Regions from separate parts of the Homo sapiens genome. Here regions 1 and 3 are each linked to region 2. The links are chromatin loops, found by intact Hi-C in ENCODE. Cell type or tissue: heart right ventricle. All regions are shown on one strand. Region 1 has its middle 160 kb from the start of RAB12. Region 2 holds the start of LOC124904241 (a long non-coding RNA gene). Region 3 overlaps PTPRM (protein tyrosine phosphatase receptor type M).

The links. Peaks named below come from ENCODE experiments on the same cell type or tissue, not always from the same donor. Only the 100,000 strongest peaks of a DNase experiment are listed, where the experiment ranks them.
Region 1: a loop joins it to region 2, with 1.9 times the contacts of the local background. A loop is called at or near these places in 4 of 110 quality-filtered maps.
Region 3: a loop joins it to region 2, with 3 times the contacts of the local background. A loop is called at or near these places in 20 of 110 quality-filtered maps.

Annotation. Positions count from the first base shown.
Region 1 is chr18:8,446,963-8,454,962 of GRCh38, forward strand. No RefSeq gene overlaps it. Among named protein-coding and RNA genes, the nearest start is that of RAB12, 160 kb to the right of the region's middle. In heart right ventricle, CTCF peaks have their summits at 3,148 and 4,590; no DNase peak of the experiment used is centred here; H3K27ac peaks cover 5,072 bases.
Region 2 is chr18:8,386,823-8,394,822 of GRCh38, forward strand. It overlaps PTPRM (protein tyrosine phosphatase receptor type M), which reads left to right. Exons shown (of 33, transcript NM_001105244.2): 31 at 250-413; 32 at 7,654-7,789. LOC124904241 (a long non-coding RNA gene) reads left to right here and starts at 7,802. Exons shown (of 2, transcript XR_007066275.1): 1 at 7,802-8,000. In heart right ventricle, a CTCF peak has its summit at 3,013 (motif pointing left); DNase peaks (open chromatin) are centred at 389 and 3,009; H3K27ac peaks cover 824 bases.
Region 3 is chr18:7,785,048-7,793,047 of GRCh38, forward strand. All of the region lies in intron 2 of PTPRM (protein tyrosine phosphatase receptor type M), which reads left to right. Among named protein-coding and RNA genes, the nearest start is that of PTPRM, 220 kb to the left of the region's middle. In heart right ventricle, a CTCF peak has its summit at 4,996 (motif pointing right); no DNase peak of the experiment used is centred here; H3K27ac peaks cover 1,524 bases.

The DNA of each region.
Region 1 (8,000 bases), 60 kb after region 2:
ACAGAAACAGAAAACCAAATACTGCACGTTTTCACTTATAAGAGGGAGCTAAATGATGAGAACACATGGACACATAGAAGGGAACAACAGACACTGGGCCCTACCTGAGGGCGGAGGGTGGGAGGAGGGAGAGGATCCGGAAAAATAACTAATGGTTACTAGGCTTAATACCTGGGTGATGAAATCATCTGTACAACAAACCCTCATGACTCAAGTTTACCTATTCAACAACCTTGCACATGTACCCCTGAATTTAAAATACTTGTTAAAAAAAAAAGTTGTGCTCTAGTAGTTATATTTGTACTCACAACGTTTTAAATGCCACTAGTCCCTTGTTAGTTTATTTTTATCTTTTACCACGTGGCTTTTAATTGTTTTCAATAAATTATTTAATACTATACTGAAATGTGTCTGTTGTACTCTTGAACACTCATCCACGAGATTGACCACAATTGCTGTGGCTTGCTGGTTTTTAATGGTATCCACCAACTGCTGGTGTCACAGTCAATGATATTGTTCTGCTTTTTCCTTTTCTGCTCCCTTCTCCTCCCACTTTTAGTTGCATTATTTCCCTACCGGAAAAATAAGCACTTTTTCTTTTCTCACACAGCCAACACAACACAGAACAGCTCTGGTCACTAAAATGGGGTGAGAAGTGCATTCCCCACACACTAAGCAATTCTCCAGAGACACTGGCTGGGTGTCCTATGATTCAACTCCATTCTGACACCACCTACCTGGATTTAGAGTCAGATCGCACAGGTTAAGGGCTCAGACCCACAAGACTGCACCCATTTCAGACACTAATTCCAAGTAGTAGGTTGTCACCTATATGTCTTACTGATTGGCTATAAATTGGGGTTCCCATGACCCACTCTTTGGGTTTGGTTAATTTGCTAGGAAGGCTCACAGAACTCAGAGAAACACATTTACAAGCTTATGAGATTAATAGAGGATGTGACAAAGGACAGAGATGAAATTCAGGTAAAGAGGCGCAATAGGGTGAGGTCTGGAAGGGTCGTGAGTGCAGGAGCTCCTGTCATCAGGGAGTTGGGGTGCACCACCCTCCCAGCACACAGATGTGTTCAACCCTGAAGCTCTCTAAACCCCATAGTTCAGGTGTTTTATGGAGGCTTCACCCATCATGTAGGTGTGATCAACAATTAACTCGATAACCAGCTCCTCTCCTTTTCCCGGAGGTTGAAAGATGGAGGTGAACGTTCCAAGCTTCTCATTACGGTGTGGCCTTTCTGATGACGATCCCCAATCCAGGAGTCCACCAAGAGTCACCTCATTGGAACAAAAGACGCTCCTACTGCCCAGGAAATTCCAAATGATTCAGCAGCTCTGTGTCAGGATCCAAGATCGAAGCCAAATATTAGAACAAAAGATTATCTCAGCATCTGTCTACAAGGGTTTTAGTAGGAGTTTGGTCTCAGGAACTGGGGGCAAAGATCAACAGATACATATTTCTTATTATTCACAGAATATATGACACATGGCATATAACATACAACATATAAAATACTATTCCTCCACCCTTGTTCTGAATTATTTTTATTCATGGATCTACAAATGACTATTAAGTGCTTATTATAAATACTTCTGTTGAAGTTTTCCCATTCAGATGTTGGTTGAATGAAGTTCATCCTGTAGTTGATTCCTCAAGAGAGGCTCACAGAGAATTCTCTATATTTTTGTTTGTTTAAAACTCTTTTTCTATAACCTTCATACTTTAAGCATAGCTTCACTTGATATAAAATATTTTGTACATATTTTCCATGACTCTGTTGGAAAATACTGCTTAGTTGTTGACATACGTGTACGTTGTTTTTGGGAAATCTGATACCAGTCTTATTCTCTTGTCCTTGAAGGTTATTTTATTTTATTTTATTTTGAGATGGAGTTTTCACTCTTGTTGCCCAGGCTGGAGTGAAGTGGTACGATCTTGACTCACTGCAACCTCTGCCTCCCAGGTTCAAGGGATTCTCCTGCCTCAGCCTCCTGAGTAGCTGGGATTACAGGCATCTGCCACCATGCCCGGCTGGTTTTATGTATTTTTAGTAGAGACAGGGTATCATCATGTTGGCCAGGCTGGTCTTGAACTCCTGACCTCAGGTGATCCACCCGCCTCAGCCTCCCAAAGTGCTGGGATTACAGGTTGAGCCACCGCACCCTGCCAGGATTTTTTTCTTTATCTTTAAATTCTAATAGTTTCACTGGGATACGTCTCAGAGTTGATGATTTTTGGTTTATCCAGGTACTCAGTGGCCCCCTTCAGTATTGAGATTTCAGTTTCCTCATAATTCCAAAAGGTTTTCTTGCAATGTAGTAGTTTGATATATAAACTTTGTTCCAGCATTTTGTTTTTCTTCTTCATGGTCTTCAATTACATATATTGTCTGCTTCTTCCATTTCAGTTGCTTTCTCTCTGAACTTTTTTCTTCTTTCTTTAGCTTATTTGTATTTTTTAGCTACTCTCCTGCCTTCCTTCAATGCTTCTTCTTAAATTTTCATTTCTGTCTATTATCCCTTGTGCAACTGGGAATGTATTTTTTATTCCTGAGATCATTTTGTCTTTTTCATTTTCTTTCCTGAGATCAATCAACTCTCTTTATTTCTTTCTATTTTTGTCTTTCTGGTTTAAGCTTTTTAATTTCTGATTGAAGATGATATTTTCTATCCTGAAATGTTTGTTTGATGAGATCTCACTGAATTTTGAGTGTAACGTGACTGTTGTCTTCTGCTTTGTGATCATTTGGGGGAGGAAGAGTTTGATGCACTGAGAGGTTCTCGTTGTTAAACTAGGTTTATATATATTTAGTTTGCTCTGCCTATTCATTTTATGGGATGGGTTACAAGACTACTAGTTAAGGGCCCCTCTCTGTCAGCGTAGGAAAGTGTGGTTTCTTTAATGGGTGGCTTGTTTTGGAGGGGCATGGGCGAAGGGTTATGCGAATGTTTTTTGCTTCTCTCTTGCCCTTCAGAGTCCTAAAGCTTCCCACTTATGCCCTGTCTTCCAAAGAATCTTCCTTCCTTTTAGCTTCTGCCCTAGAAGTGATGCCCTTGGAGACAGGTCACTTTGTATTTTTGGCGTAGGAGCCTCTCCTGTGGGCAGTAATCTTGGGTCAGTCTCAGACCCACCACTAGGCGGACTCTCCTCTCCTCCATTCCCTTTTTCCCATACCGCCCTTGCTTTCCATTGTCTTGAGACCCGGACATGGGAAATGGCTTGCTGAGATTTGGTGTTCATTGCTCCACTCTCCAGCAGCTTAAAGTTTGTGAATTCTCCATCTCCTACATGTGCTGAGGGTTGGGCTTCACATCACCTCGTCTGACCTTCCTGTTGTTGTCTACTGATTTTTGGAGGATATGTTGGGAGATTCAGATTAATCCAGATGCTATTACTTCAACTTCCTAGAATTCTTTATATGTTTTTGATTAACATAAAAAGAAAAAAATTACTTGGTGTTTTAAAATTCAAAAACCTTTCAGCAAAATTAAATAGATTATAATTAATTTCCAGTTTTTGGAGGTCCCGGAAGGTGACTTTAGTTCTAACATGCAATTGGATGAACAAAATATTTCAACATGTGATGTCCTCGGAGAGAAAAGCAATAAAATGTGTCCTTGGTGGTGTTAATATCAGGAACCTCAGAGTGAACTTTTATGCCTGAATTCTTATCAGTGTGGTCACAGCCACAGTGACACTAACGGGGGACATCCCAGGCCCTAAGCCAGGAGGAGTAAACATGGCCCCTTCAGAAGCCCTCCCTCTCCAGCAAGCAGCCCTCCACTCACGGCTCATTACAGCCCTCCTTGGGTGTTTGGCTGAGGGATGTTCCCCCAATATAGGCACGAAATTTACCAACATCCTGGCATTTGTCTCAATCAAAGAAAAGAAAAAGATTGAGTCTATGGCCAAGTACGGGAAAACACTATGTGACTTCTTTGCCTCTTTTCTTTCTTGCCCTCAATAACCATCCTCAATAACTGGTAAATAAGACAAATGGACCCAAGTGCATACACAGAGACACACTCACACACACATGCACGCCAAGCTGGAGCCATGCCCGCAGCCTAGCAAGGCCTCCCTTTCCTTCCCTCCAAGCACACGCGCCATCAGGGGTATCTGAGAGGCCTTGGTCAAAAAGGAGTGACAGGAACAGACAGCCCCACCTCCACCCCACATGCTATGCTCCCAGCTTGGGGCTCCTGCCCAGGAGTCAGGGCCACAGAGGCCCTGCCCCATGTGCGGTCAGCACCACTCAGGGTTCTCAGAATCAGCTTACCCTCCAGGGGCCTGCATTGCTCATTAGTAGCCATCCCTAACATTCGTGCTCATAGAGTCCCCATGAGCTGATGGGTGGACTAGAACATGGAATATTATGCTCAGTAAATGTTTGGTTTCGGGAGCTACAGTGGTGATCGTGAGGTGCAGAGGTTGAGTATGGGTCACCGTGGGGCCAGCCTGTCTTCCTTTGTTCCCTGCCTGCAGAGCCGGCCCCATCCTGGCTTGGGTGTGGGTTCAATTGTTCAGTGGTGTCACCGAGGTCTTTCCCACTTCCTACAAGCAGCCGCCAGGGGTAGGGTGCTGAAGCAGGGAGAAAGAAAACTACAATACGAAGATTTTCCCTCTCACCTCTGCAGTTTTTCTGTGGCTCCAAGGATTTTCTTTTGTGCAAAAACAAAAAGGAAAAAAGAGTCTTTCATCTGCCAAGATTTTTACTTACCACATATGAAAGGGTAGCGTCTTCTATGGATTTTTAAATGCCTTGAAATGGGTATCAAAGAGTCCGAGGCCCATTAATCTAAATTGCTTTAACACTTGGAGAAGAAAAAAAGGCATTTTCTAAAATCTGCAAATGAGACTAACCTACAAAATTATGCATTAAATGCTGGGGGAAAAAACTTTAGGTTTTCACTTGAAACAAGCATCTTTAAAAGGAAAGAAATATTTCTCCAATATTTAAAAATCATGTTTGAAACAGATACGAAAAAGACAGATATGTACTTAGACTTGATGGAAAGACACAGGGGAAAAAATTCTAGTTCAGCTAAGACTAGCCACCAACAAGTTTCATTCAGTGAAATTTCCCAAGGAGGATCAGCTCCTAGACAGGCTGTTTTTACCACCTTCTACATGAATCTCAATTTCTAAGTCATTTTTCTCCCTTGGAAAAAAGATACACAGTTTTCAAAGTTTAGAGCTGAATTCTCAACTGTTACAATTGGTAGGAAAGAGGTCATCTTACTTTTCAGTCTCTCCTATTTAAATTTATTATCCAGTACTTCAATAGTAAAAATAGAACGTAAGGCCTATAATATTTAATAGTCTTGATTTTTCAGCGCCAGCCAGGATGGGAAAGCCATAATAATATAATAACACCTTAAATTTACATCCTGAATATCTCTAAGGAGCTAATAGACTTTTATCAGGCAATTTTAAAATCTGATTAATCCTGTCATCATGCCTGACAGGTCGGTACCTAGATGGGGTCTTTGCACGGGCCGTCTCTGCTCAGCAGTGTGAGGCCGAGTTCCAGAGACCGCATCTCCAGCACCCACAGCTTCCCTCAGGCTCCTTCCCCGTCCCTTCTGAGCTGCTCTGATTCTGCTGGAGGAACAAGCTCTCTTCTAGAGGTCTAGAGGTCATGTTTGACTTTTTCCTAATTTTCCATATTATAGAAGAAATACAAGCTAATGCAGAAAAACTAGAATATTCAGGCAAACAAGCTATTGGGGGAAATGACCCAAAACACCACAACCGAGAGACCACTATTATCATTTTGGCACACATCCATCCAACAAAGCTGCTTCCCTGCACTCAGACATAAAGATAGGATTCTACTACATTTGTTTATATAAAACATAAATATAAAATATATGTACATACATACGTATATCACACACACACACAAACATCCCTTTAACAACATATACACGTCAACATTTGTTAGTGGCTTCAGAGACTTTTGTTTTTTGCAAATACGAAACCTCTTTAGCTAAACAATTATTTCCAAGTATTTATCAATATCAACAGTGTTACCAATGAAAGATATATATTATTTATGATCTTCTAAAGTTATTTTCTTTTAAAATTTTTAATTAAATTTTACTCTTAATTGGCTTGAATTTTTCCCTAAAAATTTTTTAAATTACAAATAATTTTCTTTAAAATGTTTTAAATTTAAAAGAATTTTCTTTAAAAATTTTTTAAATGTAAAAAATTTTTTCTTTAAAAAATTTTTAAAATAGAAAAAAATTTTTCTTTGAAAATTTTTCTTTTTCTGTTTTATCTCCTTCTTCCACATTTGATCTCCCCCTATACTTCCAATATAACCAAAATTATTGGCTTGATTTCTATCTTTCCACGTACTTCTCTGTGTGTAGAGAAACACATATACATGTAAGAAGTAAAGTCTGCATTTCAAGAAAGTTAGTAAGTGAATTAGACAGGTGTGTTTAGCCAAAAACAACAGAAAGCCTAATGAACTGCTGGTTAAAGAGGAATTTATTTTTATCATTAACAAGAAGATTGGAAACAGGAAGCTTGGGCGTGGGTTCAACTGCTCAGGGGTGTCACCGAGGCCTTCAGCTGGCTCCATCTCTGGGCTCTGCTATCCTTGGGTTCTTTTCATTTCATGTTTGTTGCCTCGTGTTCACAAGGTGGCTGCCCCAGACACATGCAAGTTTGGAGCATGAGAGGAAGAAGCTGCCTCTTAGGAGGAAACCAAGCATTCCCATCATAGACTTTCCTTTCATCCCATTGGCCAGAGCTGGGTCACATGGCCCTTCCTCACTGCAAAAGTACCTGGAAAGGCAAGAATTCGTATTGGCTGCCTTCAGTGAGCAAAGTGGCTTCCCACAGGGAAAAGGAGCAGAAATGGCTGTGGTGTTTGGTAACCACACTTTCTGTAAGAATAATACACTAATGTCCAGAATAAAAGAGCAGTTATTCCTTCTGTAGGGACCAAAAAGATTCCCTTCCCTGCTCCAGGGTCCAGAGAGACTGTGGGACTGACTGGCTTCCTCAGACCCTCTTCAGGTCTCTGAATAGTCCAAAGTCATTTTCGCACAAGAACTCTGGGACTTGGAATTAAATTTGGCCAAGGTGGAAACGCATCTTACCTCTGATTGGTCATTTCCTTCTGGGATTTCTTGTCTCCCAGTTCCTTTGGTCTTTCTGCAGTTGAGACTTCTATATCACACAGGTGAAATGTGACCAAATGTCAAATGAAAAATTGGGGCCTTTCACTCCTGGGAGCACCTTGCAGAATCCCTGCCACCACTTGTCATAGGCAGGCATGCAGTTGACTCCACCATGCAGAGCTGCACTCTTACAGCTTGGCCACACTTTCCTTTTTTCATGCACCATGGGTTTCTGCAGATCACATCTCTCTGGACATACCCTCATGTGAGTGAATTTGGGTCACCTTCTCAGGACATGGGTAGTGGTCGTCCTGACTTCCTGGCCAGGCCTCTGCTTTTCATAAAAGACCCCAACACCTCTACACAGAACTTAAACACTCTTCAAAGATGGTGGTTCCAATGACTCTGTGATTGACAAATCTTTCACCTTTCCTTGTGTTACTACGCTCTCCTGTAATTCTGTGTTATACTTAATGCCACTGTTTGGTGAGGGAGAATTTTATGATGAATTGAAATCGTTATAATTGTCAAGCATAAAACTGACAATATCTGAAACACAAATAAGACACCCATCTCTGGACTGTGTTGAAAATTTTGAAAACCAACAATAACAACAACTTTGCTACAAGGAAAACTCTTTTTGATAAAAATAGTTATCAGTTACAATATTGTTTTATTTGCATGAAATTCTGGTTTATGCAGGAATCCACACCTACAGAACTCGTGCCCAGGTATGATTCAGCCACTAAGAGGGCTCACGTTCACTTTGATTACTTAGTTTATATCTTTTTTATTTGATTGAAAGTTGCTTCCCATAAAGAAAGAAATTTGCATGCAGCGACCAAAGG
Region 2 (8,000 bases):
AGAATGGGAAGCATTCTGCCTCACTGGCCTGTCATTTGTCTGGCCTGTCATTTAAAACCCCTGGTTGTTTTTAACTGCTCGAGATTAAAAACCATAACTCTTCAGGCCAGCAGAAGCCACGTTGGTAATTTGTAGGCAGGACTCGCCTTTAATAATGGGAAGATCAAGTAAGTGGAATCAGCCCACTGGAATTCAGTAAATAATGCCTGTTTTCTTTCCACTCCCCGATTGTTGCCTTGTTCTTCGTAGCCCCAAGATGGATATCGGATGGTGCAGCAATTCCAGTTCCTGGGCTGGCCGATGTACAGGGACACACCAGTGTCTAAGCGCTCCTTCTTGAAGCTCATTCGCCAGGTGGACAAGTGGCAAGAGGAGTACAATGGCGGGGAAGGCCGCACGGTTGTGCACTGCTTGTAAGTGCTTGACAGAGCTCTTCATTTCAGAACAGCGAGGCCCCACACTCACTCTCACCTCCTAGTTCTCTGACTTTTGTTTCACTAGAAATGGAGAAGAAATAAGTAGGTCTAGGTGAAGGGGTGATCATGACACTCAGTGAGGGATTGGTTGGCTTTTCAGGAAACAGGATATGCACATTCTGCATTTGGATGGTGTGCCGCTGCCGCACAAGCAAGCACTGACCGTTTCATTAGGACCCCTGCCTCCGCCGCCCACTGCCAAGAGGAAAAAAAAAAAAACACTGGCTCTTGAGAGCCAATTGTTAAGTTTTCAGGAATTTTCTGAGCTGGGTCTTCAACTGTTGGTAACTTGAATTCATCCATGGTAGAAGGATTTACATCATGGAAATCAACAAATGCTACAACTCAGGGCTCCTTCCCACCAGCCAAAGGCCAGTTTACCACCACATTACTTGATTATTCAATTGGAAATCATGTCAGGTCTCAAAGGACCTGGAGTGTGTGTGTGTGCGTGTGTGCGTGTGTGTGCGCGCGCGTGCATGCTTTTTGGGAGAATGTGTATATTGGGAGCATTTGGTTACAGCCAGTGTCCCCAGAATGAGGCTTCCAGGCCAGCAGGTTTTGCAGGTGCTAAATATGGGCACCCCTGCTACACATAGCCCGCAGCCTTACCTGCACATTGAGAATTATTTGGGGAGCTTTACATGAAAAAAAAAAAAAGCCCACACCTAGGCCACACCCCAACCAATTAAATCAAAATCTCTGGGAGTGGGGCCCAGACATGGGTGTTTTTTTTAAATGCCTAGGTGATTTCAATGTGTTGAGATAATAAGGTTGAGAGCCACTGAATGGAGAATGCCATGTTTCTCAAAGCACTTTCACCTGCATTTTCTCATTGGCAGTGATATGTAGCTAATCAACCAGCTGCAATCGGCTTAATAGAACAGGCAATTAGAAAGTCACGGCAGATAAGGAAGATGTTTAGAGAATTTGGGGAAATTTAAAGGATAAGCGAATGTCACTTTTCAGTGAAGTATCATTAGAAGTACACAATGAGATCTCTCTTAAATTGAAGGCAAAATAAAGTTTCACTCCGGGTAGATCAAGCCTAGTTAAAGTTGCAGACCTGGCTCAGGGCGTGGGTTACTCTCCAGTCAGTGCCCTTGTCTGATGCAATGCCACCTCCTACCCCGGGCCTGCAAAGTCTCCCTGGAAGCCCAGGACTCTGCCTGCCTCTCAACGATCAAAACACGATAGTGTCTCATCCTGCAGGAAACTGATATTCCTTTGGAAGGAGCCTTAAGAACCTACCCACAGTTGTCTTCAACCAGAAGTTCCAATCTTTTGTCCTCTAAAAAGCAGTTTATTAACCTCACCTTTCTCTAGTTGCTGTCATCCCCCCTTTCTTCTCATGGACCCAGTGCATTAAAAAATCTCTGTTGGCCAGGCGCAGTGGCTCACGCCTGTAATCCCAGCACTTTGGGAGACCAAGGCAGGTGGATCACGAGGTCAGGAGATCAAGACCCTCCTGGCTAACACGTTGAAACCCCGTCTCTACTAAAAACACAAAAAATTAGCCAGGCATGGTGGTGGGCACCTGTAGTCCCAGCTACTCGGGAGACTGAGGCAGGAGAATGGCGTGAACCCGGGAGGCGGAGCTTGCAGTGAGCCGAGATGGCGCCACTGCACTCCAGCCTGGGGGACAGAGCGAGACTCCATCTCAAAGAAAAGAAAAAAAAAATCTCTATCAAGAAAATGACAAAAAGAATTCATTAGCAGTCCACATCCCTATTTTTATTTCTCTTCAATCCAGATCCAACCTCTGATCAGAACAAGAGGCTCACGCTGAGATGATACAATCCCAGCAAAGAATATTAACATTGTAGTTCGTTTGTATTAGATATATCAGATTTTTCTAAAATACTAAAAATAGGTTGCAGTTACCCCTGCCTGCATCTGGAGACCCCCAGCGTCTGGAGCTAGATGTATAATGCATCGCTCCCCCCGGGATTAGCAGCTTTCTAAAAAGGGTCAGTGCTTTAACCCACAGGACTAAGTTACTAGTGACTCGAAGAAGTTGAGGCACCAGGACAGGCCTAACAAGAAGACATAAAGACTTCTTAAATCACTGCACCTTGTCAACAACACACTTCCCAGAGGCAGCTGTGACCACAGAACTAACCAGTGACATTGCTGTTCCATGTAAAACCTAAAGCAATCAGCCGTTCTTCACAGTGGACGGTGGGAGGCATCCGTTGTTTCTTCTCTCCTGCCTGTGCAGCATCTCTTCCCATTTTCCACTGAGAGAACCTTGATTATTCTTTGGAATACTCCCCCCTCCCTAAAGCCCCGCCTCTGTTCATGTGGGGCTGTCTCTTGCTCTCTTAGCATCAAGGTGGGCATGAGACCTAGGCCTGGTGAGAATGTTTATTTTTGTTTACATTTATATATCTAAATCTAAGGCTTTTTTTAGCTATAAGAAACAAAGTTAGTTTACATTGGCATCCCCCAGTACTGGCCAGGAAAGAATCAAACCACTCCAGTCTTCCTCTTGGAGGTAAGAGCATGGCATTCAGCATAGTGTAGCGCCACCTAACGGCTGTGGGTGGAGAGTTCCCGGCTGAGACAAGACCTGCCGGTGCTTTGAAGTGAATGGTTCCTTGAGCCACAGATATTCAAGGTAGGCAAATAGAGAGTGTTTTTCTTTATATGTGTCTCCCAGCTAATAAAGCTAGATTAAATGGATAGAATTAAGATTTCACCACTTTGCAACTCTTGATGAAAATAATAGATTAGACAGTGGTCTTCAACAGCTGCCGAAAGTATTAGGTGCAAAGCTGATAGGAAAAGCGGTGTAATGGTAAGGCAAGGATAGAAAACAGCTAATCTTCTAATTAGCAGAAGAGACAGTCCAGGGACAGATCCGTACCTCAGCGTCATCTGACTTACAACAAAGATGCCATTGCAACGCAGCACTGCAGTGGGTGGGGAAGACTGCCTGGACACGTTGGTCTCCCTCACTCCATGTACAGAATCCCTTCTAGATAGATGGTAGACCAAAAGGGGAAAGTAAAATAACAAAGCTTCTAGAAGAAAACATAGGAGAATATCTTCACGACCGCGGGTAGATTTGTTAAACAGGACACAGAACAATAGCCTTAAAAGAAATATTGACAACGTGGACTTTCATTAAAATTGAGCCCTTCTCTTCATCAAAAGATGGCAATAAGAGGGTGAAGAAGCAAGGCAGTGGGAGGAGACTTTTATAATACATGTGTCTGACAAAGGACTCGGCCACAATGTCGAAGAACTGCTGTACTGCAAGCCAGTAGGAAAATGATAGACAACTCAATTTATTAAATGGGCAAAAAACTTGACAGGTACTTCACTGAAGACAAAAGATGTCCCAGCCCAGCGCAGTGGCTCACGCCTATAATCCCAGCACTTTGGGAGGCTGAGGCGGGTGGATCACGAGATCAGGAGATCGAGACCATCCTGGCTAACACGGTGAAACCCCGTCTCTACTGAAACTACAAAAAATTAGCCGGGCGCAGTGGCAGGTGCCTGTAGTCCCAGCTACTTGGGAGGCTGAGGCAGGAAAATGACGTGAACCCGGGAGGCGGAGCTTGCAGTGAGTCAAGATCGTGCCACTGCACTCTAGCCTGGGCGACAGAGCAAGACTCTGTCTCAAAAAGAAAATAATAATAATAATAATAATAATAATAATAATAAAGATGTCCCGAATAGCCAATGAGCATAGAAAAGTTACTCAATATTATTCATTTTTAGGCAAATCCACATTGAAACCAGGATCACATGCCACTGTGTACTCACCAGAATGGCTGAAATTTTAAAGACAGACAAATAAATGATAATCCCAAGTGTTAGTGAAGCTGTGGAGTAACTGGAACTCTTATACACTGTAGGAAGGAAGTAAATACTGTACAACCATTTGGAAACTGACAGCATTTACCAAAGCTAAACATATACGCAGTCTGAGGCTGAGCTCTTCTGTTCTTAGAGAAATGACTGCAGAAATGAATCATCTACCAAAAGATAAGCTTATCACAGGTTTACTCATAATATTTAAAAACTGGAAACAGCCCAAACATTCATCAGCTGTTGGATAAATTGTACAGTGGGTATTCATTCAGTGGAATTCTTCTTAGCAATATAAAACAATAAACTACCAATATAACACCGTGGGTGATTCTCACACAGACAACACAGAGTGAAATAAGCCAGTCTCAGAAGAAGACATAGTGTATGGTTCATTTACACAAAGCTGAAAAACAGGCAAAAACAATTGATGATGCTAGGCTTAAGAATGGATTCTCTTTGGTGATACTGATGGTATTGTTGAGGAAGGAACGTGAGGGAGCCTCTTGGGGACTGAACGTGGTTTGTATCTTGATCTGAATGGTGGTTACATGGTGTATGCATTGGTAAAAATTGACTGAGCTGTCTACTTACGGTCTTTATTGTAGGTATATTATACTTTAGTTAAAAAACTGATTCAGAATTTCATAATGGGCTGATCAAGCTGATATCCGAACACGATGATCTCTCTTAAAACCATAAAACAAGGGACAACCAGATATTTTTGGCTTGCTTCCTAATGAAAGTATACTTTAAGTATCCTTGTATAAATAAATCAATCTTGAATTCTTACCAAGCCCTGGAACTACCTACCGATTTACAGGAAATACAGAGTTAGAAAGCAGCATATTAAATAATATCACAGAGATGTGATGAATGAGAAAAATCTAGGATGTGGGACTCTCTACAGGACACAGATGAACTTGTTTCCTCAACAAATAAATTCTCAAGAAAAAAGAGAGAGCAAAGAGGAACTCACAGAGTAAAATAAATTTGCAAGACATACCAACCAAATCCAATCTGTGGACTTTGCCTAGATGTGGATTTTTTAAAAAGCATCTGTAAGAAACAATCTGAGAGTGGATTTTTTAAAAAAGCAGCTGTAAGAAACAATCTGGGAAACTGGAACACTGACTAGAAATTTGATAATTTTAAAACAGTAATGTTATTATTTTAGGTATGATAGTTATACTGTGTACTGTGTTTAAAAATAAAAAGGTCCCATGGCCGGGCGCGGTGGCTCACACCTGTAATCCCAGCACTTTGGGAGGCCGGGGCGGGCAGATCACTAGGTCAGGAGATTGAGACTATCCTGGCTAACACGGTGAAACCCCATCTCTACTAAAAAAATACAAAAAAATTAGCCGGGCATGGTGGCAGGTGCCTGTAGTCCCAGCTACTCGGGAGGCTGAGGCAGGAGAATGGCGTGAACCCAGGAGGCAGAGCTTGCAGTGAGCCAAGATCGCGCCACTGCACTCCAGCCTGGGTGACAGAGTGAGACTCCATCTCAAAAAAAAAAAAGGTCCCTTATCTCCTTGAGGAGAGAGTGACTGCAGAGTTGATGCAGGGATAGTGCGGGATGAGCCTGGACCATTATGTGGTTGCAGAGAGTAAAGAAATAAAACAGGCTGGGGACTTGTCAGAAAAGAACAAAAGAGCCAGCCTGACGGAGCTCCCACTGGCCAAAGCTGGAACAATGTGAACAAAATCAATATTAGTACCCTTGGATTTTAGCTGATAGAATAAAATTATTATGTATAAGCTCACACTGAAATAAACAAATCATAAAATAAATAAACAATAATAGGGAAGAAGAGACAGCTCTTTCTTAGTGTAGAATGTTGAAAGAGAGGGAAACAGGAAATCACCATTAGGCAAACACCACAGTGATAATTAATTGTTGCAGACAAGATCCACCAACGGATGCTCAAATCAGTGGGCGAGAAACAAAATATTTGCGTAGTCCCAAAATATCTTCCTCCCAGATATTTATTGACTGCAAAGAGAAAGATGATAACTTTATGGTGAGAAAATCTGGCAGACACCATCTTAACAAGTGAGCAAGTTAACATCACCAGTAATAAGACAGATGGACATCCTGAACCCCTGGGAGGAGGGAACATCCCCTCTCTGGTTTTCTTACCGAAATGCACGGCCTTGTTTCCAGTCATGAGAAGACATCAGACAAACCCAAATGAAGGGATGGTCTACATGTTATAGTTTGTGATGACTTCTCAGATTGCGGCTGGGGACGACAGCTACTTTCTACTTCTGTGTTCTACATTCTTTATATTCTACAAATCACTGATCAGTGCTCTTCAAAAGTGTCAAGGTCAGGAAATACAAGGAAAGACTGAAGGAAACTAAGGAGACAGGACAACTACATGCACGACTGGATCCTGGACCAGAAAAAGGACATTCGTGGAGGAACTAGTAAGATGTGACTACAGTCTGTGGTTTAGTTAATAGTATTGTCCCAGCATCACGTTCTTGGTTTGCATAATGCGCTGTGGGCAAGTAAGGTGTTCATATCAGGGAAGTTGGATATGCATTCTCTATGCTATTTTTACATTTCTGCACATCTAACATGGGTTCATAGTAAAAAGTTTTCTTTAAAAAGAGCCTCTATGTTTTATAGATAAATAATGAAATGCCAATGGATTTGTTGTTGTTGTTGTTGTTGTTGTTTGAGAGGGAGTCTCGCTCTGTTGCCCAGGCTGGAGTGCAGTAGCACAATCTCGGCTCACTGCAAGCTCCACCTCCCGGGTTCACGCCATTCTCCTGCCTCAGCCTCCCGAGTAGCTGGGACTACAAGCACCCGCCACCACGCCCGGCTAATTTTTTTTGTATTTTTTAGTAGCGATGGGGTTTCACCGTGTTTAGCCAGGAAGGTCTCGATCTCCTGACCTCGTGATCCACCCACCTTGGCCTCCCAAAGTGCTGGGATTACAGGTGTGAGTCACTGCGCCCAGCTGCTAATGGATGTTTTTAAAGGCCAGATACGTCTTTGAACGTAACCCGTACTTGTCACAGCAATTTTCCTGGCAGAACCTAAATAAGGTTCATTGAAAATTTTCTACCATGGGCCCTTATCGATGAATTGCTGTATCAGAGAATGTGACCAGGGCTGAGGTGAGCTGGGAAAGGCTCTGCAGTCAGGTGACCTGTGGCCAAACACTGCGGATGGCTTGCTCTGTTTGCTTTAATTAAAAGAATCTGCCCAGGTAAGAGGTCCCCCGGCCTCAGAGCCCTTTGTTGTTACTGTTCCCCAGGGTTTAGACAGCTTGTTTCCACAGGTGTTTGCAAGATGCAGTGTAAAGACAGACCGAGTGCAGTCATCTGATCTTTTTCACGACAGGAACGGGGGAGGCCGCAGTGGGACGTTCTGCGCCATCAGCATCGTATGTGAGATGCTCCGGCACCAGAGAACCGTGGATGTCTTTCACGCTGTGAAGACACTGAGGAACAACAAGCCCAACATGGTCGACCTCCTGGTAGGACACCCCCTCTGAGCTGTTCCATGAGACACCCCATTAGCATTAGAATCCACTCCAGCTCCCAGATTTGCAGGGAAACTGATGCGTAGAGGAAGAGACTCATTTTCAAAATCACAATGTAATCACTTTGCTTGTAGGGCTTTTTTCTTCTTTCTTGTTCTCCCTCTTCCTCTCTTTGTTCTTCACACGGAGACTTTGTCTCCAGCTC
Region 3 (8,000 bases), 600 kb before region 2:
GGGTGGGAAGGGAGCACAGGTGTTCACAAGGCTGCCTGGGAAACTGCATGTAGTTCTAGGGACTGCCAAGTACATGGAATGGGAAGAGGAAGAGGTCCAGACATAGGCGATGAGCTGGTGAAGGATATGAAGGAAGAGGGTGATTTGAGTGTTGATTTCTGGCAAAGTGAGAAGAAAAGAAAATATTTAACTGAGTATGTGTAGAGGAAAATTCAAAATTTCTGATAAGAGTGTCTCCAGAAAAGATGTAATAAGGAAATTTGGTTAGTAAATGAGTACCAAAAAGCATATGAATATGTTGGAGAATACCCTCGTTCTTAGGAGATTCATGCTGAAGTGTTAAAAGATATAAGTGTTAGGATATCTTTGCAGAAAAAAGTGTGTGTGTATGTTGAGAGAGAGAGAGAGCGCGCATGTGTGCAGATATGGTAAGATGTTAACAAATGTTGAGTCTAAGGGAAGTGTGCGTTTATTACTTAATTTTTCTGTACTTTTGAAGCTAAGCAAAATTTGCAGTATAAATGTGGGGCTACAAGAGACATTAATTGAGGTACACCGACTTCGTGTCATGCCAACACAGTTTTTCTCCATTGGTACATTTTAGGCAAAATGCTATTCCATCAAATTGCATTGAAAGTGTTTATTTACAAAACCCAGGTTGAGCCACGTCTGCACTTTCTGAGCATATCGTGATGATCATTGGTCATTACTGGAGAGGTTTAGTAGAGCTGATGGACTTATGTAATACCGATTTGGAGCCACTAACTTAAAGTGTGTAATTTTAGGACTTTCTTAAATAGGACAAATGCTTCACATGGTTTTATGCCTCAGTGGGTGTCTCAAATATAAAGATTCTTATCCTATTGGTAGATATTTTGGTGGTTAACTTTGTTGGAAAATGCATAAGGAATTATTACATTTTATTTTTGGATACATGCTTGCATTCATTTGTATCCTATCCATAATATGGGACTGAATACAGAAAAAATCATACAGAATTTCTTGGCAGACTCCACTAGATGATTGTGCAGATCATTATTTTAAATAAGTGGACTTTAATGCATAGTTAACTGATACTTTATTCTAGGAGATTGTGATGAATTATATCTTAAAGCAATATGTAAAAGCTTAAGTGGTCGAAAGAGAAATAAATATAGCTATTTAATTAATTGTCTGCCGGACAATTGTAATGCCTCTGTCTGGTGGGTGGACAAATTGAAACAACTGATTATGCAGCATTAGTAAGTGTCTAATTGGATATGTGGGGTAGCATATTAATATAGTGGCACTTTTAGAGAGGGTGTCACTGGAAATTTGTTTTTCAAATGACCAGTCCTTATTTGTATGCTTTGAGTCCTCTAATATGTGGTTGTTTCTTAATTGTATATTTCCTTGCTTTGTATCTTTCCTTGAAAGAGGTATCTTTTATATTTATTCTGTTACCCATAGAAAATGCATAAAAAATTGAAATCCTTGGCATAAAACTTGAAGGTGCAGACTAGGTTTGATCCAGTGCTTTTCAAAGTAAGTATAAATAAATGAGGTTTCTGGTAGTCATCTTGGGAAATTATGAAAACCATCATATGCCTTCTCATGACACATCTTTTTTCTCTGTTGAAGACGCATCCTATTACACACCTTGTGAAAATGGTGTCACCTCCCTAATTGTACTCTGTAAACAAAACATCCCTTAGTTCCTGATTGTCCTGGCTTACTGTGGAGTGACAGGCTGCAATTTGCCAGTAGGTCAACCACTGAACTGATGACAAGTGACCTTTCTAACACTGCAATCAATGCTTGTTATTTGGAAAACAAAATGATACAGTTTGTATTTTTTAGCAGATGGGTCATTGGGTCAACCCACCACTGACATGTGAATTTGTTACTTGGGCTGGATGAGTCAGTTCAGACAGAAATGTTAATTTATTTGAATTGATCTGAGTCTTGCTCTTATAAAAAGGTGTTGGACATTTGTTGATGGCACAAATTATTACAAATAATTGGTTTTATACATCAGTCAAACAAAGACTTTTAGAGGGCCCACTTGATACAATAGCATTATATACTAGCTTTGGGAAGCATTCACCATAATGTATTTTCTCCACACTTGATATTTCTCAATGGTTTTGAGAAAACCCAATTTACATAAGTGATCTTGCATGTGTCATATTTAAATAGTATCTCTCCCCATGTTGCCTGAAATGTGTTTGGTGTTAGACCCCATGAAGAGTCAGGAGGATGATTAAGTTCTGGAAAAAATGCTGGGAAGAGATGAACTGTCATAAGAGATAGCCCCTGTGGTTGTCAGCGTTGTTGAATGACTGCTTCCAGCTTTCACCTGCTAGAAACATGGGAACATTGGGCATCTCTGTTGCATTTGACTTAGATGTTACTGCACATGCTTTGGCTGGTGAGTGTGAGTGAAAGTGACATGTGCTATTTTCAGGCAGAAGCTGCTAGAACCAGGATGAGAGTCAAGGTGTTCTCTCCCCTTCTTCCTGTCATGGTGACTGTGGCAGCATTGAGACGCTTTTAGCCCAGATGCCTGAGTGAGGAAGATGTAGAAATGCCTTCCCTTGCCCCTCACACATTCACACACACTCAGATGACTGCAGTGGGTGTGTGCCTGAATGAGAAATAAGCTGTGTTGTATATGCCACTGAGATTTTGGAGTTGTTGAATGGTTCTCTAACTCTTTGGTCTTAGGACTCCTTTATACTCTGTAAATGTTTTGAAAAATCCGCAGAGCTTTTGTTCAAGTGGGTAATATCTACTTCTATTTTCTGAATTAGAAATTAAAACTGAGAAAGTTTGAAAACACAAGAGTCCATAAACATCTCTTCCATTGGGCATGAGAGCAGTGGTGTAGACCTGTGAGAGTTGAGCGTGAACTGAGAATAATAAAGTCAAATAATGTCTTCTTATGATCATGAAAATAGTTTTGACCTTGTGGCCTCCCTGAAAGGGTCTCAGGGATTTCAGGGGTCTCTGGCAGATACTTTGAAAACGACTGACCTAGGCCATGCTAAGTGATGAGCATACCTCGATAAGTTACAGTTACAGGCTCAGAGAAGTTGAGAAGGAAAAGAAAGAAGGGAAAAAGATTTTGGAAGCATTGCAAAAGACTATCCCTGAGTGTTAGGGTTTTCTTTTTCTTTTTGAATAAAGTCAATATAAATAATTCATTCCTGTTTTTGAGAAGTAGTCCCTCTTTATACTAATAAATGCCTATTTTACTAGGCTATCAAATGAAATAATGCACATAAAATTATATTGTATGAAGCCACATAACTGTAAATATTAATTCTATGAAGGTTGAGATTATGAAATATTTTGCTTTGGAAAAATATGAAAGTATGAGTAGTATTCATATACTTAGAATTAGGTGTAGGCTTTCTGGATGGTAGAGGGTTGGAGAAAGTGAAATATTAAAACATATATGAGTGAGCTTATCTAAGTTCCATCAGTAGTGCTGCTTCTGGGAGTTTTAACGGTGAAATTGTCATATATATTGTAATGATGAAATAATTCCAACCCCTTTTATGAAGTGTGTAGTGACAAAATGATACAAAGGTGGCTAAACATGTTTTGAAAGACTTGAAAATTGTGCTTAATGGAAATTTCATGTGCATGGATAGCAAATCCCATAGGTGAATAGTCACATGCCTATCAATAGCCCAATTCTGTAAGGCAACATATTTATTTCCTAAGAAATGAGTCCTAACAGAATTTGCTAATATTTGAAAGGCATCATAGACAAACATTTTCTGAGCTTTTTGTTAATATAGCCATGGGAAAGGTTACCAAGGGAATCTGATGATCTTTATAGATTTGTCCAGCTGTTATAGATAGTTAATATTTAAGCTTCAGGAAGGAGACCTAAGTGGGTGACCTCCCTAGCTTTTTGGTTCTCCTTTTTTTTCAGTAAATACTTATGAAGTATGTACTGTGGAATAGCTGTTATTGTATCCTACCAGATAAAGAATATCTTGGGCTGGGCACAGTGGCTCACACCTGTAATCCCAGCATTTTGGAAAGCCAAGGCAGGAGGATTGCTTGAGCCCAGAAGTTCAGTACCTGTCTGGGCAACATAGCAAGACCTGTCTCTACAAAAATAAAAATACAAAATTAGTCAGGCATGTTGGCACATGTCTGTAGTTCCAGCTGCTTGGGAGGCTGAGGCAGGAGGATTGCTTGAGCCAAGGAGGTTGAGGCTGCAGCAAGCCGTGATTGTGCCACTGCACTCCAGCCTGGGTGATGGAGTGAGACCCTGTCTTTAAATGATGATGATGATGATTATTATTAATATTGTCTTGGAGGATCTATGTACAAGGTTTCTGAGGTCACAGATTTCTGAGGTTAGCAAAGTTGATCAATGCTTTACTTGACAGAAAAATCAAGCATTAGAATAATGCACTGAATGGAAGAAAAGAAAATTAAATTCATGAAGTGGCATAGACTTGCTGAAGATTAATTTCCTCTACTAATTGGCTACCCATTATGGTGGTTTTTGAAGCCTGGGACTCACTTAAGAAAGGGCTTGTTATCTGGAGTCCCTAGCAGGCTGAAAACGCTAAGATTTGATAGATGTAATCAAGACAGCCAGAAGTCGCTATCTGCCCATTTGCTCTGGCTGGCATCTTTAGGAAGCTGAATACATATCATTCTCCTTTCTCAAGTATAGTTGTGCTTGTGCAGGGAAGGGTTGCCTTCGCTGAGAGACCGCTTATCTTCATAAAATGCCTATATTTTGTTCATATACGGTTACCCTGGCACTGAAAAGAGAAATGGTTGTGTGTTGTTTCATTGCAACCTTTAAGTAATAAAAGTCTGTAGTTGTGATTAGTATGAGCATTCACATTTTCTTACCCCTGAAATGAGGCAGTAGCTTCTTTTCTCATTTAATTTATCTTTAATAAGATTGTTGATAAGCTTTAAGCCATGCCACACTTTAAAATTTCAGTAATTCCTTAAATCCCCCAGCAGATGGAGACGTGGAATTCTTTGCTCCTTCACTGGGGCCTCTGCTGTTGCCCCAGGTGACTTTGCTTGACTTCTAGTTAAGATGCAGTGTCAGGTTTTGCAAATGAGCTAATGAATATGCTCTTTTGCATTTCTTTTCCTCCTCTTGTTGGCCTGCTTAAGAGTTCTTACTTACTTTTGCATCTCATAAGGTCATTATCATTACTGACCTTCCCCAGTAGATACGAACAATATTTTCTTTAGAGACATATTCTCAGCAAAGCACAGAAGAGAGAATCCTCTGAGCTCCAGGGGAGCACGTTTAAATCCCATGTGAGCCTTTCACAGGCAGCATCCTGCCCATGTTTTGATTCAGAGTAAATCCCAGAGGTCAGATGCTTTTTCAGCCAGCAGGGTAAAGTTTGGTCACGGTTTTCTGGGATCAGCATAGCGGCTAGAGAGCCTCTCCTCTGTGGCTTGTGGCTCTGCATACCCACTGACACAAAGAGGAAGGGATTATTAACAGTCTTATTTTGAAAGGGTCTTCTGATTCAAGTGATTATTTTTCTTTCCTCCCTGATTCACTTATATCTATTTTACGAGTATTAAAGAGGAGATCTCTCTAAGACTTATCTTTGACAAATGCAATAAAACCTTTCAAAAGTATTAATTGGTGTGAAGCCCTTTAGAAAGTCATGCCATTTGTTGCATTTCCTGCCTTTATTGCTATTTCTACTAATCACCTGGGAAAAATTACTGGTTTTTAAATTCTTAAGTCCAGTTCTTTCTAAGCTGATAAACTTTCTCCCAGTAAATTAAAAAGAAAAGGAAGGTAACCTTCCGAGGTAGCTCATGGGAGTGGTTGCTAACTCTTAATAATTGAAAATGAAAGTTGGTTTTAAAAAAAAAAACACATATGCAAAATAACTCACCAAACATGAATCAATAAAAAACAAATTGTGATAAAAGGCATGCTCTTTAAAGGAGCTGGTAGTTTGTCATGTTTATTTATTTTTTATTATAAGGCTTTCTTCATTATTTGAAGACTCATCTTACAAATGTGTTCTTTTCCAAGCTAAATAATGAATTACATTCATGTAAGACATTTTTACTTACCTTTTATGCCATTATAAGAGCAAATGACATGGTTATTTCATATATGTCTATCGACTTACTGAGATCTGAGAATAGGACACATCTGAATTCAGTAGGCCCTGTGGTCTAGATCCCTTTTTTTTTCAGATTAAAGAACTTTCCAAAGAAAAGGAAACTCTTTGTTTTTTGCTAAGAATTTACATAATAGAAAAAACGTATGTCTTGGTGTAACACTAGATGCTGTGACAAATAAATCTCACAATGTCAGTAACACTGTGGACCTTTATTTCCCATTCACATTATAGTCTATTGTGGTCCCAGCTTGGAGGTGGTTGGGTTGGGAGCTTGTTACACATAGACATCCTGGTTGAAAAGGACTCTGCATCTTCAACATGTATTTTCCAAGATTCTAGATGTCAAGTGGACATCCAGATGGCACAGGAAAAGTCCCTGGAGGATCTGTGTGGAGGTTTCTGTGGGCTAAGTCTGGAAGTGGAGAGAAAGGCAGCTGGGAGTATGGTTTAGTTGGATGCACAGAAGAAGAAGAAAAGGACATTTGATGAGTAGCTGGCAACTTCTGCCCCACTTGGCCTTAGAGGTTATTACTTAATAAAATGGTCCTGGTAAATTATTACAGGAGAACATTATTTAAATTGAATATAATGATTACTTTTTTGTTCTATAAAGGAGTGCTATCTTTAAAAATCCAATTAATTGACTAAAATAATGTTTTGAGAATTAACTTTATGATGTTTTGATATAAAAGTCAAGAATTAATCCATAACAACTAGATCTTACACAAGTAGATTTTTTCCTAAGCTTTATATTATTAAACCATACCCTAATATTTTCATAAAATATTCTCTTCCCTTAACTCTGATAATTTCCCAGATAGAGCAAAGATATATGAGCATATATTGCTACTTAATTCAGTAAAGCAAATATCATTGAATAAATGTCAGCTTTTCCAGGGAAACCACTGCATATAACCTCTCTGGATAATATATTTATCAAAAAATCAATACTAAAAGTAAACGGATTTTTAATACATCTGAAGGAGCTTCTTAATAAACCAAAATGCTAACCCATAATTTAAAGCTGTTGGTACCAGTAGGTACTTAGAGATGACATCATAATTTTTGTAGATTATTCTTCATAGTGGTCTGTATGCTACATTTAATTCAGTTTTTACTTTGTGCTGGGGAGATGTGATTTATTTTAGAGGCATGTAAAGACTATTCTGGCTTCTCTTTCCACAGAGGAAAACCCCAGAAGGTGCATGAAGAGCCTGTGGCTCTTCTGATCTCTTCCCTTATGTTTTGCTCTATTCAGTGCCGGGTGGTTTTGCCTGTTTTCTCCTGTCTATCATCCCTCTGAAAACATCTGCTTAACTTCCCCGGGCTCATACCCCTTGTTATTTGGGCCTGCATTTCTCAAACTCTTGCTATCCATTGATTATATGACTGACACATAATACATTTTTTAAAAGGTCAATCACAAATTTTAAAATAATTTTTGAAAAATTGTATTTTAAATTAACAAAAGTGTTTTTTTGTTTGTTTGTTTTTGCTTTTTATTTTGAGATAGGGTCTCATTCTGTCGCCAGCTGGAGTGCAGTGGTGCGATCACGGCTTACTGCAGCCTTCACCTCCCCAGGCTTTGGGGATCCTACCACCTCAGCCTCCCAAGCAGCTGGGACTACACAACACAACACTACACCTGGCTAATTTTTTTGTTTTTTGTAGAGATGGGGTCTTTCTGTGTTGCCCATGTTGTTCTCAAACTCTTGGGCTCAAGTAATTCAACCACCTTGGCCTCCCAGATATTAATAAAAGTAGCCTTTTACTAGTGAAATAATTTTTTTAAATTTTATTACCAAGTTACCTACATAGATGGCCCTTGAGATTTCTTTCTGCAGACTCTGCAAGGACCAAATCAAGGAA